2 separate regions of the Homo sapiens genome follow, and region 2 is linked to region 1. A link is an interaction called in ENCODE POLR2A ChIA-PET data of the cell type or tissue named here. Cell type or tissue: PC-9. All regions are shown on one strand. Links, peaks and the distances in the headings refer to the core of each region. The heading gives the core; the rest is flanking DNA.

The links. ChIA-PET counts read pairs that join two places held together with the same protein. Peaks named below come from ENCODE experiments on the same cell type or tissue, not always from the same donor. Only the 100,000 strongest peaks of a DNase experiment are listed, where the experiment ranks them.
Region 2: POLR2A ChIA-PET joins it to region 1 with 7 read pairs; 4 of 35 experiments call an interaction of 5 or more read pairs at or near these places.

The regions. Positions count from the first base shown.
Region 1 is chr13:106,904,040-106,909,425 of GRCh38, forward strand. LOC124903248 (translation initiation factor IF-2-like) reads right to left here. Exons shown (of 2, transcript XR_007063941.1): 2 at 1-2,684. Among named protein-coding and RNA genes, the nearest start is that of LINC00443, 250 kb to the left of the region's middle. In PC-9, for the core only: no CTCF peak of the experiment used is centred there; no DNase peak of the experiment used is centred there.
Region 2 is chr13:106,848,666-106,854,051 of GRCh38, forward strand. No RefSeq gene overlaps it. Among named protein-coding and RNA genes, the nearest start is that of LINC00443, 200 kb to the left of the region's middle. In PC-9, for the core only: no CTCF peak of the experiment used is centred there; a DNase peak (open chromatin) is centred at 2,806.

The DNA.
Region 1 (5,386 bases), core at 209-5,208:
TTAAGCAATATCTCAGCTTCTCTGAGTCTCTGTTTCTTCACGTATATGGTTAGATAATTAGTCTAAATGGCATTTCTTAAGTTCCATTTTGGGCCTAAAACTTTAGAAGAGTTTAGAAAAGAGCAGTAAAAATTACTTAGAGAAGGGATATGGCTATTCCCATCTGATTTTGGAAATGTTTTGTTTTTTTTTCCCCCTTAATGCCAAATATTTTTTATACATTATGGGCTAAAGACATCAAAGATACTACAATAAAAATAGACAAATTCAATAATTATTTCAGAAAATACGGTGATTTTAGCTGGTTTTAAATATTTGAATGTTATTTACAAACTTCGTAAAATTTCTTTTAACTTTCAACCTAAAATTACAAATCTAAGCCAATTCCTCATTTACACTTTTAAAAGTGTAATCCCAAGGCGAATCTTTTAGATTCTCTAGGATGCAAAATCCTTTTAAACATTATCATTATTTAAAATACCAAATAAGGCCGGGCGAGGTGGCTCACACCTGTAATCCTAGCACTTTGGGAGGCCAAGGCGGGCAGATCACTTGAGGTCGGGAGTTCGAGGCTGGCCTGGTCAACATGGCAAAACCTTGTCTCTACTAAAAATACAAAAAATTAGCCAGGTGTGGTGGCTCGTGCCTGTAGTCCCAGCTACTTGAGAGGCTGAGACTCAAGAATTGCTTAAACTCAGGAGGTGGAGGTTGCAGTGAGCTGACATCGCACCACTGCACTCCAGCCTGGGTGACAGAATAAGACTCCATCTCCAAAAAATATATATATCTACAGATTATTATTCTCAACACGAAAGTCTTCATACTATTTATGCCATCAATATACCTAATTTTAAGCCTCCTGGGTTATTTATAGTCACCTATTTATCCTTTACGGAAACAATTTTTTTATCCCAAGTAATTCAGGTTGCATCATTAATGAGCTGAGTTTGTGCATTCAGAAATTTTGGCGGGGGTATGAGATCCGGAGTGGAAATCCAGGGCAGTTTTTCTCAAAACCATGAAAGACAGACTGAATTTCGTTGATTGTCTCTAGGTCAAACTGGGCCCCAAGTCCAAACACTACAAGTGGGTTGGATTGCACTTTGATTTGTCTTCAGCTCCCCTGATTCAGAGCTCTAATTTGAGCCTGCAACTTCCACTTGGGCTATTTTACCCCTCGTTTAGAATCAATGAAGGCAATTGCTGTTTAGTTTCATTCTGATTTTTTTTTCATACTCATCTTACAGCTATTAAGTTATTGAATTGGATTCTGCCCAGCTCTTGTGTCTCCATCTGACTGTCACAACCATGGCTACTTATTCACTCTGATGACATTATGCATTTTTCCTTCAAACATACTATTTCATTTGAGCCCTACCCTTGCTGATGGGGAGGACAAATATATTCATGTTATGACTATTTTTGTCACGATTGTCCCTAACTGTTGAGTTTGAAGGATATCCCTAGAAACTAATATAGTAGCTACTTGATACATAACAGGTCTGTGTAAACTTGCTAAATGAGTATCAGCTCTGAATTGTTATTGTGCAATATCAGAGTTGTGTAGTTTAAAAAATCCTATCATTCATTTCTCCAATTCAGATAAATCTCCAAGAGCCCCTCAACTCATAGAATATTGAATCCTAAAATCACAATTAAGTGGGCACGGACCTTGAGGCAGTGCATTCTGTTGCCCCACTGACCAGCTGAGCAAGCACCCACGACTGTAATTCTCAGACTTGGATTCTTGCAGCCTCCAGCCCACAGGCTGGGCCTCTTCCTTACAGGCGGGCAGCAGCGGACCAGGAGCAGACCAGCACTGCAGCTCCCAGACAATAACAGACAGACGCGGGAGGAATTGCTTCTCCACTTTGCCCCCTCTAAGCACAACTCCCTTCTTCCTGAATCCGGACACCTGACTTCAAAGCCTCCACAACATAGTTCTATCTTCCTCCTCCCCTATGAGTTGAGCCTTTTCCAAGTAGCCTGGATGGGAGAGGCTTCTGAATTCCTGGAAACTTCTGTTTCGTGCCATGCGTAAGGGTGTGTGTGCGCACGCCTGCACGCACACACACACACACAGAGCAAGGAGACACACGTCCTTACTAATTTGTTGCAGTGGAGAGGAAAATGGCAATAGGTTAAAGAAAGAAACAGGAGTTGATAAGTCAACACATTATCTTTCAATACGTATTTTGAATTAGTAATTATAATAATAAAATACTTATTTAGTGATATATACTTTACAAAATGCTTTCATGTATACATATTTAAATGATGGCCATGCTCAGGACTCACCTTAGATGAACTGAATTAGTCTCTAGAGGTGGCCCAGGGCTATTTCTTTTTAGAGTTTTCTAAAGGATTTTAACATGCAAGCAGGAATGAGTAACAGAACTGAAAACACTGCTTTTCTGATTTCCAGTGCCATGCTTTTAACATGGTATCGCAGTAATCACTGGCATGTGGTTAATAAGGACATTAATTCTTGCTGCTCTGTGAGGTAGACGGAAAATGGTTTCTCCAGGCATTTCTGGGAGTCCGCCGCCATTCAGGGAAGGGATTCTCCGAAAGCAGCGCGGCAGCAGGGAGCAGGCGGCGGGGCACAGAGCGCGGGTGCTTCTCTAGGTCCTGCAGATGCAGTTTCTCTTGACTCAGTGCAGATACTGCAGTCAGAAGTGTTCCTAAATGGATGATATCATGAGCTGCAGGGAATTTACAGTCCCTCGGCATAAACCCTACTCACCAGACCCCACAGTGTTTGAAATGTGGCCTGGGTAGCAGGTAAAGGGCTCAACAATCATGCTTTTGTGTAGGGAACTGGCAAGAGTGTGCCCCAGACGTGATGAATCATGTTCTTAGGAGGACAGCAAGATTTGGGGTTTCTTTCTCCAATGGGTTTTCTTTCTTTGTCATCATCAGTCATTATTTACATCACCTTTTTCCCTCTTGCATCTATTTTGTCTGTGGGGACAGACACAGAGAAAAGCTGTGACTTCTTGCTGTGCTCTTGCTGCTCAGTTTACAATGTAGCTTCTTGGGGAGGACTAAGGTGAGCAGGCAGCCTTCTGGAAAGGACAGTCTTCCTACTGAGGGCTCTAGGAGTTTTATTTGGGTGATACTGATTCCCCTCTATCAGTCAGTTGGAAAATATATTTGAAAATGCAGTTGAAGTCGTTTTAAATGCACCTGCTTTATTGGGTGGAGGGTGGAAATCTTATTTACACAAGAGCTACGTCAAATGATTAGGGGAGAAAATCATTAAAATATGTGCGTTAAATTCTTGTCAGCTTTGGTTTTAAAAACGTATGTTTTGTGTAAAATGATAGCGCTTCTGTCACTGAGGATGGAAAAATCTGAAGATTAAGGGAGTTAATAAGCCATTGTTTGTAAAACAAAGATTTGATCAGGAAAGAGAGTGAAACTTGGAAGGAGTTGTCTCAAAAAGAAAAAAGAAAGAAAGAAAAAAAAAACAACAGCAAGTGAAGAAAACGCCTTGATGCAGCAAGAGTGGAGGGTCTTTCCAGACTGGGAGATAAAAGACAGGCTGGTTTCTTATTACTGTAATTGCTTCCTGCCTGTTTGGGTCCCTGGTAGAGAGTGGAAGCCAAGAGATCAGAGAGAAGAGAAAAAACATTCTAGAACGATAAGGAGAGGAACACTGCAAGGTCTACCATTTAATTAGTGCAAGCGGCCTCAATAGCTGAGTGGACCTAGGGTGGCTGATATGGAGGAGAAAACCTTGGCAGATATGAGACCCTAGAAGGCCTACGGTGACAAGGTGGCCCATTGTCCCATGGCTGAAGGTCCTGAGACGCAGTGAGCCCTGGAAGGGATGGAACCTTTAAATCCGACTTCACAACAGGTTAGGAAGTTGCTTTCTAGGAAAGGATAGGGAAAATGGTGATGATTTCATGAAGCTACATGCTAGAGTTATACTCTAGTTATATGCCAAGGCTGAAAAAAGCATTTAAACAATTATAGTCTTTAAATGAATTTTTATGGAGGCTTCTTTTATTTATATCCTATTTATTATATTATGTGCAAAAGATTAGTGAGTAAAGAGCTGTGCTTGTTTGTTTATTTCTCACCAACTAGTTAAAACTTGGTAGTTCAGGTCACTCAAATGAAGCGTCTACCTGTGATCCTCCCGGGAAAGTCTGTTCTTTGGTGAGGACCTGCTAACTCTTCGGAGTTAAAACCATGACTTTAGCTGTAATGTGGCCATTCCAAATGTCCTCTTGCAGGGTTACAAAGCCTTTTATTCACTGAACCAATAATTGAGTGTCCTGTGTGCCAGGCACTTGCAAAGAACTGAAGTTTAAGACATACAGAACATTCTGCCCTTTGGAAGCTCCAGTCTAGGAGAGAAATCTAAACTTGAAGTGCTGTAGAAAGGGTCAACTCCAGATACTATTTTAGAAATAAATGGTTTGTGGTCTGGCCTGAGACAAAGATGGAAGTTATGGGAAGAGACATGGGCTGCTATCCTCACCAAAGTAAATTTAGGTACAGATTTTCAGATTACTTTACAGTTGTATAGGTTTTCAGGAAAAAATCCTCTCAAGCCCATGTGTGTGTAAAGAAGGTGAGTTTTAGAGACACAAAAACTTAGGTTTCAGTCCACGCTCAGGACTAAGACCCACCTGGAGCTGGCAAGTTGTTTACCTTCTGAGCTGCAGACAGAAGTTCACATCTGTTATACAGACACGATGGTATCCAACTCATCTGACATTATGAGGAAGCAATGAGATGATTTGGGTAAAGCAGTTGGCATCTAGAAAGGGATTAATAATTTGTAGCTCTTCTTATTATAATGTCAAGAGTGGAACTCCAGAAATATCTTTTACTTCAGAGCCCGAACATCTCCATCTGGAGACAGAAAGGCTCCCGATGTGTCTTGCTAACTTCAGAGATGTGCTTCCTCCCAGCCTCCCCTGTGCATTGCCATCAGCATGATCCGTCTGAAACCCAGAGCTGAAATGCTTCCCTATTTCAACCCTTCAGTGAGTCTATTGCCTAAAAATGAAGTCCCTCTTTCCTGCTTGATACACAAGGTCACCCAAGTTTGATGGGATCTATTTCCCCCATCTTGTCTCCTACCTCCCTCCTACCTCTTAGGACTTTTTCCTTCACCAACTAAGCAAGGCCGGGACACTGAACACAGCGCAGCCCTCTTCCTCTGTGCTTCATCTTCCCTTGGCATGCCGCTTCACCTTGACTTTCTGTAAACATCTTTTAATACATCAGGCATTTATGGAAAAATTCCCTGGCTGTAACCTTCCATGATAACATGACTGTGCTCTGTACCTACTGCACACAATTGCTTGTAAATTGTTATTGGATAACAATTAGATATTTTCACAATCCCTCTCCCTGACTACAT
Region 2 (5,386 bases), core at 253-5,252, 55 kb before region 1:
GCAGTGGCCAAGCTTTCACAAGCACCACTGAGTGGTATAGGAAAATATTCCCCTCTTCAGCAATGCACACGTTCTTCTGTACCAGAGGCTGAAGAAGCCACATCAGTACCTGCAGAGTTTCTTATGCTCTTCTAGGTAAGCTTTCATTTCAACCATATCTTTCCATTTCTGGCTATGTGGGAACCTAAATTATTTCTTGAACATGCTTCTTAAGGGATTACAGTTAACTTGATTCATATTAAAAGTCAGTAAAGAAACCTGGGGGAAGTCAGATGATCTTCAGATCTAGATGCCTTGGGTCCCAATCCTGGCTCTGGCCTTGCCTAATCTCTTCACTGGAGCAAGTTACCTAATCTCTTCATGCCACAGTTTCTGCATTTCTAAAATGAGGGTAATAGTATTCCCTACCTTTTCGGACTTTCCAAAGAGTAAATGAAAGCATTTATATGAGATTACATATATATGAGTTAGAATAGTGTTTAGCACACAGTGATCAATAAAACTTAATTACTAATGGTCTCTAACTTAACAATGGTTTGACTTAGGGTGGTGGGAAAGCAATATACATCCAGTAGAAACCATACTTTGAATTACCATATGACCATTTCATCTTTTACTTTCAGCATAGTAATTAATACATTACATGAGATATTCAACACTCTAACAGGCTTTGTGTTAGATAATTTTGCTGAACTGTAGGCTAAGGTAAGTGTTCTGAGCACATTTAAGGTAGGCTAGACTAAACTGTGATGTTTGGTCGGTTAGGTGTATTAAATGCATCTTGGATTGATCATATTTTCAACTTAGGATGGGTTTACTGGGATATAACAGTATTGTAAGTCAAGGAGCATTTGTATTATTCTATTTTTTTTCTTTTGAAATAACTCTAGACCTACAGAAAAATTGTAAAAACAGTACAGAGTCCCTGCATATCTTTCACTCAGTTTTTCTAATGCTAGCAACACTGCTCTGTTGCTATTAAGTAACCTACAGGCTTTACTCAGACTTTGGCAGCTTCCTCTGAAAGGGTCTCTCTTCACTCTACAATCCCTCTTTGCACTTAGTTGTCATACCTTGCTCACCTCTGGTCAATTAGGGTTCCTTAGTCTGCCTTTCTTTTATGACCTAGACACTTGAAAGTCAGTTATATTTGTAGAAAGTCTCTCGATTTGAGTTTGTGTGAGTTTTCATGATTAGATTGAGGTTGTACATTTTTGGAAAGACAACCGCAGAAGCATGAGTATGTCCTTCTGAATGCGTCGTGTCATGGAGCTCATAGTATGCTGAGATTGTGTCACTCTACTGGGGATGTGACCTTAATAAGGGGTTACAATCTGATTGAGTTTGGATGTTTGTCCCACCCAAGTTTCATTTTGAACTCTTATCCCCACTGCCAGAGGTAGGGCCTGGTAGGGGCCTGGTTTGGATATTGGGAGATGATCCCTCGTGGCTTGGTGCCAACTTCACGATAGTGAGTTCTTGCGAGAGCTGGTCATTTAAAAGTGTGACACCTCCTACCCCACACTGCTGTCTTCACGATAGTTTTTGCAAGATCTGGTCATTTACAAGGGTGACACCTCCCTCCCCACACTCACTGTCTCTTGCTCCTGCTTTCGCCATGTGATGTGCCTACTCCTGCTTCACCTGCGTGATTGGAAGCTTACTGAGGCCTCCCCAGAAGCAGATGCCACTTTGCTTCCTGTACAACCTATAGAACCATGAACCAATTAAATCTCTTTTCTTATAAATTACCAGCCTAGGCCGGGAGCAGTGGCTCATGCCTGTAATCCCAGTACTTTGAGAGGATGAAGCAGGTGGATCACAAAGTCAGGAGTTCCATACCAACCTGGCCAACATGATGAAACCCTGTCTCTACTAAAAATACAAAAATTAGCTGGACATGGTTGTGCGCACCTATAATCCCAGCTACTGGGGAGGCTGAGGCAGGAGAATCACTTGAACCTGGGAGGCGGAGGTTGTATTGAGCCAAGATCGTGCCATTGCACTCCAGCCTGGGCAACAGAGTAAGACTCCATCTCAAAAATAAATAAATAAAAATAAATCGCCAGCCTCAGGCATTTCTTCATAGCAATGCTAGAGCGACCTAATATACAACCCATCTGCCATCTTTCTCCACCCTAACAGTGCCATTTTTTTCTGTCTGAAATGAAAAAGTGTCTCATGTGTTGGAGAGAATGCATACATTCTGTTTTCCATATTTTTTTTCACAAACTAATTTTACTATTAATAACTTTTTATTTCTTGTTTCCTCATCCTTTTCTGAAACATGTATTTCACAATTGACTATGCCAGTTGACGCTTATGTGTATCATAGTAATTTTTAAACATGACTTTAAAAAGTCCCTCTCTCAAACAAGTAATTATACCCCAGAGAGAGGAGTCTAACTATGCTTAGACTCCAAGGGTTAGAGAAGCGCCAACTCTCTGACTTCACCAAGAGGCAGTGTGTGAGCTGAGTTAGACACAAGGCAGGGAAGGGCAGAGGACCTCTCCTGGGAGTGCAAAGGTGAATGTCTTCTGGCCTGAGAACACATGTTCACAAATGTCTATTATTGTGCTGAGCAGCTGATCAGAGCTGGGGTTAGGGACATTGATGCCTGGAAATCGTAGTTGAGCTGCACTATACTTCAGAAGTAGTCAAGAGAAGAGCACTTTGCTGGCCACAGTTGTCAGCAAAAGATTCTTCAATCAGATGTCACCATCTGGGAGTGAAGGAAAGGGTTTTTATCCTGCCTTCCTTACGGAAGTGCATTTGATTCATTGCTGCCACATCAGCAGATGAGTCAGCTCTCCTGGGTATCTCATGGCTATGCAGATCTTCTTGTTAAGTAAACCCGTTGATGCTTCAGACACAAATGGCAGAGTTAAAGTCACCAATAAAATGTTAAGTGAGCGTTTTAGAAAATTATTTGACTGTCTCTATCGGATCATGGTGTGAGCATTTGGGGCAATAGAGTGTAACAAATTATTGGAGAAAAAAGTATCTATCTATATATCTATTTATAAATTTCTTTTCAACATAACCCATATCCATGGACTCTACTTCAACTTCCTAGTTCACGTGAACATAAACCGATATGGCATCAATGCAGTTGGTGGGCTTGTGGTTCCCTTTTCTAACGGTATGGTGATTTCCATTGTCTTTCCCCCTGTCATTAGAGAAGGACCACTCCCATTTAAATGCTGGTGGACAGATTCATACATATTAGCTTCTGGACACCACAATAATTAAGACACCATCTGTCTCTGTTTAAATATGGTGCAGTTTGTACACAGAAAACCCTGGAATTATCTGTTCTTCTTTGAACAAAAAGAGTGGGTAGCACACAATCATGCCAAAACAAAATGAACAAGCATTTTGGGCAAATATGAGCCGTCCTATATCCAGTGCAGTTTCAACTCATGCCCATTATATATTTTAAGGTAGGGGAAAGGAGCCTATTTAATGTTGGATATCTTCTTTTTTTTTTTTTTTAATCCATGCATAATAGATGTACGTAGTTATGGAGTACATGTGATATTTTAATACATTCATATAATTTGTAAAGATCAAATCAATGTACTTCAGATATTCATCATTGCAAACATTTTTCTTTATGCTAGAACCATTAGAATTATTCTGGCTATTGTGAAACATACAAAACAGATTATTATAAACTATAGTTACCCTACTAATGCTGGAATATCTTTAACTTAGGGTACTGGCTAAAGTGGAAACAGTGAGGTGCTAACACAAGAACAGAGGTATCAGGAGAAAAGCTTCTACATCTCGTTGTATTTCTAGCCTTGGCTCTCAAGCCAGTACTAAGATAAAAAAAATTCGGTAGATGTTACATCAAGCACGATTTTCAACATAAAAGGAATTTAAGGGATAATTGTCATTCTCTTTACCACAGATGCAAGCAGACATTGACACATGCACAGACATGTATACATTTCACAGGAACTTTGGAACACGAAGACCAGAATGAGGACTGAAGAGATAAAATGAGAATTTCCTAGATTCAGCACATTCTTATGTAGAGGATTTCTAGCCAAATTCTGCAGCTCCGAAAGGGTCAGAATGTTTGGAGAAGATCCCAATAAACACGTCAACGTGAGGTCTTTTATTCTGTTCATTACCTCCAAACCTCCCAACGCTCACAGGTCCCCTCCATCACTAATCAGAACAAGGATTGCTTTTTGTCCCACAATCTTCCCATTACAAGCTAACCAATTAAAAGTGAAAAATTGTGCTTCAACTGTGAAAAGGTTCCAGCTCCTAAAGAAGATGAACTGGAACGAAAGGCCTCCTTTGTTCACTTTTCTTTTCTCTGGGAAAGCTACCTTTAAGGGCTGCAAGAATATAGCATGCAATTATTCTAAAAGGATATGCTTTGAGACTTTTAATTCATTTGAATCTTCCTTGTATTATGACAGTGATACTTCTTTTTAAGGCTTTCAGACAACGAGCTTAATTTTCATATTGATTCATTCAGGGACAAAACAAAACTTTGTATAAACTGAATGGAAAATGACTCTCTTGTGGTGAAGAATCTGTGCTTGCATTTAATTATAATGCATGGAAGTGTTTCTTACTAATTAAACATTTAAATGAAGAGGAGGTATAAATAGAAATTTAAAAAGGAGAGTGAGCACGACATAGTTCATCCATCCCAAGATGAAGGTCCTCAACAGTTCTTGTTTTTTAACATACCCAAAGCTGATGTGATTGTCTGGGGTTTTAAAAGTGTCTCTGAACATATTAGGGGAAATTTGTCACTGTATATGATGATTACTAAATTAGCAATATGATTCACTTACAGTCTTATCAAGGAGGGGTCTTCAAGTGCTTTATTATCTAATTAAACCTCACAACATGCTGCAATTTTATTAATACATAAAATGAGATACAGTACAGTTAGTGTCTGGCTTTATCGTATACAATGAGAAAAGGGATGAGAGTATAAATTTGAGATTGAACACACTTCAGCCACTGAACCATCCAGACTGCTGCCAGACACACATTTCTGTTCATTAGAAAATTTTGGCAAAACAGGAAAGTCTCTTCATATAGATACTCAGTTTTCAACTTCATAAAATAAAGTAGCTTTATCTTATAGAGTCATTGTGTGGATTATATACCATAAGACCTTATTTGTCCATGCCTTTCTCTTCTTGTCCTACATGTATTTCCAACCACACATTGAGCAGGAGGGAGTGATCACCTGCCTTTGGTGAAAAGAGGGATCTATGCTTTACTCTAGGAGAGAATGACATATAAATTATTTTTACTTTCTTCAGCACACAGTTATTCAGTACCTAAGTGCGGTGACACCTAGTGCAATCCAGCATGCTGTTTCACACTCATCCTCTTACCTCCTGG